Regions from separate parts of the Mus musculus genome. Here region 2 is linked to region 1. Evidence: chromatin loops called from intact Hi-C (ENCODE). Cell type or tissue: left cerebral cortex. All regions are shown on one strand. Each heading gives the region's core, and the rest is flanking DNA. Links, peaks and the distances in the headings are about the cores only.

The links. Hi-C counts contacts between places; a loop is a spot of excess contacts. Peaks named below come from ENCODE experiments on the same cell type or tissue, not always from the same donor. Only the 100,000 strongest peaks of a DNase experiment are listed, where the experiment ranks them.
Region 2: a loop joins it to region 1, with 2.2 times the contacts of the local background. A loop is called at or near these places in 2 of 42 quality-filtered maps.

What each region holds. Positions count from the first base shown.
Region 1 is chr14:18,186,016-18,188,937 of GRCm38, reverse strand. No RefSeq gene overlaps it. Among named protein-coding and RNA genes, the nearest start is that of Nr1d2, 52 kb to the left of the region's middle. In left cerebral cortex, for the core only: a CTCF peak has its summit at 1,694; a DNase peak (open chromatin) is centred at 1,705.
Region 2 is chr14:17,980,371-17,983,292 of GRCm38, reverse strand. All of the region lies in intron 4 of Thrb (thyroid hormone receptor beta), which reads right to left. Among named protein-coding and RNA genes, the nearest start is that of Nr1d2, 260 kb to the left of the region's middle. In left cerebral cortex, for the core only: no CTCF peak of the experiment used is centred there; DNase peaks (open chromatin) are centred at 1,157, 1,325 and 1,576.

The DNA.
Region 1 (2,922 bases), core at 264-2,763:
GCCATTCAAATTCTCACTGGTATCTGTTCCTTTCCATTTTAACAGAAATAATGAAGATTTGAAGTCTTTAGGAATGGCATCAAGACTGTTCTGCCATGGCTGAGGGGATGGATCACTTTAAGAGCACTGGCTATTCTTCCAGAAGACAGAATCTAGCATCCACATGGCAGCTCATGATAACCCATAACTTCAGTGGGAATGTACAGGCACTGTACACACATATATTACCATATATGTGTGTACATATAAACATATAGGCGAAACACTCATAAAACAAGCATAATTCTAAAAAAAAATTAAATGAAAAAGAAGTGTTATACTAGGGTTGGGAAGATGGATCAGTGGTTAAAGTACTTACCATGCCAGCAAGAGTGCTGTGGTTCAGATCCTCAGAACCCGCGGAAGGCAAAGACAGGGGATTACCCCACAGCAAGCTTGTTAGCAGACACTAGGTGAGCTCTGGGTTTGCTGGAACGACCCTGCCTCAAATGATAATGTAGAGGAGAGATCGAAAACAACCCTGATATTTCACCTTGGCTTCTGCATACAGACAAGCACACTCACATACATTTACCGCACACACATGCACACTAATCCTAGCACCAGGGAGGAAAGGCCATCCTGGGGCATATAACAAGACTTTCCTCAAAACAAAACCAAACAGCACACCTGCCAGAAATGGTCGGACATGCCCGTAATGCAGCACTCAGGAGGCTGAGGCAAGAGATCATCAAGATCTGGGCTACTTATTTATAATAGCCAGAAGCTGGAAAGAAACCAGATGTCCCTCAACAGAGGAATGGATACAGAAAATGTGGTACATTTACACAATGGAGTACTCCTCAGCTATTAAACAATGAATTCATGAAATTCTTAGGCAAATCTGGAGGATATCATCCTGTGTAAGGTAACCCAATCACAAAAGATCACACATGATATGCACTCACTGATAAGTGGATATTAACACAGAAACTTAGAATACCCAAGATACAATTTGCAAAACACATGAAACTCAAGATGAAGGAAGACCAAAGTGTGGATACTTCACTCCTTCTTAGAATGGGGAAGAAAATACCCATGGAAGGAGTTACAGAGACAAAGTTCACAGCTGAGACTGAAGGAAGGACCATCCAGAGAATGCCCCGCCTGGGGATCCGTCCCATATACAACCACCAAACCCAGACACTATTGCAGATGCCAACAAGAGCTCGCTGACAGGACCCTGATATAGCTCTCCCTTGTGAGGCTCTGCCAGTGCCTGACAAATACAGAAGTGGATGCTCACAGTCATCTATTGGATGGAATACAGGGCCTCTAATGAAGGAGCTAGAGAAAGTACCCAAGGAGCTAAAGGGGTCTGCAACCCTATAGGAGGAACAACAATATGAACTAACCAGTACTCCCCAGAGCTGTGTCTCTAGTTGCATATATAGCAGAGGATGGCCTAGTCGGCCATCAATGGGAGGAGAGGCCCTTGGTCTTGTGAAGATCATATGCCCCAGTACAGGGGAATGCCAGGGCCTGGAAGCGGGAGTGGGTGGTTTGGGGAGCAGGGCAGGGGGAGGGTATATGGGGCTTTGGGGAAATGTAAATGAAGAAAATATCTAATAATAATAAAAAAAGATCTGGGCTACATCAGGATATCCTGTATCAAGGAGTCAAAGGCAGTGTTACCTGCTAATTCTCAGTTTACCATAAGGCGGCGCTATAGCACCAGGGATTTCATCGCAAGTTACAATTCAGAGAAATGAGGCAAGTTACAATTCAGAGAAATGAGGCCCGTTTTCTGGTTAATGTTTGTTTTTTCAGGCTCAAAAGGAAAACTGTTTAAAAAAAATAAGCAGTTTATCAGACATTGAGACAAAGACGTCGAGGGGAAAGACAAACTGTTGCTTCAAGGACAGCAAAAAAAAAAAAAAAAAAAAAAAAAAAAGTTCCTGCGCAAGTAAAAGCTGAGCCGCCTGTAAGCATAGTTTAAAAACAAAACAAAACAACAAAAGCAAAACTTCAGAGGAGGAGAAAATCAAAAGGTTGAAAATCAGAGGGAACCAGAGGACCATGAAGACCATCCACAGGCCTTGTTGGAGCTGCGGATCAGCGGGAACAATCTAGGGAGTGAGCTGGGAATGAGGAGATTGACCTTGCTGGACACTTAGGTTGCTTGCTGGTTAGTCCCAAGTGCTGCACAAGCCACACGTAGGTCTGACCTGGGCTGGCTTTGAACTCGAGATCCTGGCAATTGCCCCAGCATTGCCTGCAAGTGAAGTGAGAATGAGACAGATGAATTGGGATTTTAGTTAAAGAGGTTGGGGCTGTTTTGACAGCCTAATTAAGTTATTTACAGCAGAAATGGTTGTATTTAGAGAGTGTCATTTGTGTTAGCTTACTGAGGGTTATAGCGATGTACCAAAGGCAAGACTTTACTCTTGCACTTGATTGTAAAAACAGCTTTTCTTCAGAATTTTTTTTTATTAAAAATAATTTATTTTTAATTGTGTGTGTTGTGAATGTACAGGTGAGTGCAGAGGTCAGAAGGTGGAGATGGACTTATAAGTTCTTGTGAGCCTGAAGTTGGTGCTAGGAACCCATCTTGGGTCCTTGGAAAAAGAGCAGCCTGTGCTACTGACCAGATTAAAAATAGATAAATGTGGGAAAGTTCTGGAGAGGGGGCTGGAGAGATGGCCCAGCAAACTGCAGAGTGCTGGGTCATAGGTCTTCTATATTCAGGATTCTTGGTGTGTGTGTGTGTGTGTGTGTGTGTGTGTGTGTGTGTGTGTGTGTGTGTGTGGTGTGCTGTCCCATGGTGGTTGTTTACATTATTCATCTTCTCACTTACATCTTTTCTATGACCATGTCAACTGTGATGATTGGTAATGTACAGGAGAGTCTAGCAGGGGCATGCAGTTACTGGCACACTCTTGA
Region 2 (2,922 bases), core at 245-2,744, 210 kb after region 1:
TAGTTAGAAAGAAGAGGCTCACAGGGAAAAGAAGGGGCAAAGTAAAGGAGGGAGAATATTAAAGAGACTGCCTCAAACAACACCAAACATTAAAACATAAAACCACAAATGCTAACTTTTCTAAAAACCTAATTAAATATACTATATTATATCATAAGATTAACTTTACAGAAAAGCTTGCCTTTGGAGACTAACGGGCATCATGATCTTGCAAATGACAGCAACCCAGGAATTTTGTTCCTTTCACAGATCCTACATATCATACTTAGAATAAAGAGGTTTCTGGAATATCTATTACAGAATTTAAACTCTCTAGAAGTTGCAGCTAAGTCCCCTGTGAGGTACTTGTTTGTCTCTTTGATCTTTTGGTAATGGAAAAATGTCCTTTTGATAGAAAATTAAGAACTATGCTTATTAAAATGAATAAATATTAAATTTATTTTAATAGTGGATATTTTGAAAAATATCTCACTTGCTTTTATATAATGAGTTTATTCTTCACGTTTGAAGTCTACTACATTTTAGGGAGCAGTGCCTAAGTAAAGAGGGTTCATTTCTGTTTGACTTTGACATTCTAAAAGCATGACACAGTTATCAACATCTTCTCTACATGCATCAGTAAATAACATCAAAATGAAAATGAACATTTGTAAATCATAACCCATTAACATCTCAGAGCCAATGAGAAAGCCTTAGACCATTTAGCTAGCTAATGAGAACGGGCTCTCAGTAGGAAGAGTCAAGTGAATTTGTGGTCTGAATTGGGATCTTCCTCCCGCTATCCCAAAGAGGGAATCCCTTGATGTATATATATATTAGCAGAGAAGCCAGTAACACTCACTCTGGACAGCATGCATCTCTGCCCATATATGCCATGCGTGACCGTGACAACCAGCTTTCTGTAGCTGTCATAGAAAGAGAAAGCAGGCGTTTGGTAACTTCTGTACTCACCAGAGCCCTCACTCATTCAGCAACCCCTCTTACTGCTGTTTGAATTTCAAATCTCTGGTGCTCAAATGCAAAGATTCAAGGAAGCTGATGCAATAACATTTTAAAATGAAACAGAAACCAAGAGAAGCTAGAGTCCCTACCTTTTTTTTGTGAGTGCGGTGGCGACTGCACTTGAGGAAAAGGCTTTTCTTCAGGGAGATGTGCAGGCTGGCTGGACTGACTGAGGGCCATGTCCAAGTCAGAGTCCTTGCTTTTAAACAGGTTTCCAGGGTAACTACAGGTATAAGGCTGATTCACTGCCCAGGCCTGTTCCATATATATGCTGCTACTGGGCACAGCTTGGACATCACGACCACTGAGAGCCGGACTGTCTTCCAGATATGCGAGGTAGTCAGTGACCTGCATGTAGCAGTTGCTGCTGGCAGCTGGGCACACTTCGTGTACCTCTGGCATACAGTAGTTCATTTTGCTATCCAGGTTCAGGTTCTACTTTACATATACACACGCTCTACGCATGCATTTGCCAGCCCCCTGAACCATGGAGCCGTGCATATACTCGGAGAGCATACATACATACACATGAAACAAGAGAGGAGATGAATAAACACCACCAGCCCAGCAACCTCGCCTGCCTCACTTCAGAGTAGCACCTGATGTGCCAAGACCCAGCTTCGACGCTGCATCTTCAAGCTCTCCTGCTGTTCTGCTGCCGTGAAGAACAGACTTAGGGCTGTAAAGGTCTTAAGCTGTGGATGCAGCTTATTGCTGGGGAAAATGGCAGGCAGGTAGGAATGGTCTGTACTTGGCTTAGACAGTGACAGTGAAAAGGTGCCTATTATGCTGGGGCCAGGAAGTTCATTTTATACATGGGTTTTAACCTCTTTCCACGTGATTAGGAAATGATTACTCATTACTGCCCTTATGGTTGACAACTTAAGCATCAAACATTAGACATCTTAGAACATATCCTCGCACACACAGACAATCCTAAAATCAATAATCTAGTTTCTTAGTGTGAACCAGAGAAAAGCCACTAGTAATGAGTCTGGCAATTGGCTCTGAGACATTAATCTAGTTGTTCAAACTTCAATGTGGAGTCCATCAACTGAATGTCACCTTGGCTTCCAACAGCCAGATTTGGCTATCTTCCAGGCTAGGTCCCACTGGTCATACTTTCTAATGCTGGTGGAGTCCTGAGTTCTGATCTGTTCCTCACAGCTGGTCAGTTTCTGTATTGTCAATACTGACTAACATAAGACCTAAAGATCAACTAAACGCTATTCTTTGTGTTTTGTGGCCACTGAATGTGTGCCTGTGCTCAGTCTGAGGGACATCCCTACTCAAAAGCAGCTGTCATGATCTCTGTGTGCACAGCCTCACTCTGATCAGAGGCTCCTGGGAAGTCTTAGGCATGTTTTACTTCCAAATCTGCCTTTGAAATTATTTTCCAGCTTTAATGTCATTTAAGTAGTATTTATATATCTGACATTTAAAAACAGTGATCCAAAAAGGAAAACACACTTTCTGTAAAATTGCAATCTTTTTAAATAAATAAGTACTGGATTAGAACATGAGTGTTTGCTAAGAATATTATGAACAGTTCTCTTGAGTGTATGTGTGGCGTGTACATGCAATCATGACATGTGTATATGTGTTCTAGATCATGACATCATGCTATGGGTTTCTCTCAGAAAACTTTCAGAGACTCTCAGGTGGGAGTCACAGGTCATAATGTTTGCATTTGAGTTCGTGGTGGTGCTCAGACTTTGTCATTTCTCACCTGAGGACCGTGGTGATTATCAGTTCATGGGGACGGGATTATTATCAGCTTATGGTGATAAGACCATTACTTTGTACATGTTGTTCTCATCATAACCATAACATGGAATTAAGTGGCAGGGTCACACACAGTAGGAAGGGGAGGGTTGAGTATTAAACAACCACTCAAGAAACTGCCTGTGAGTTACAACC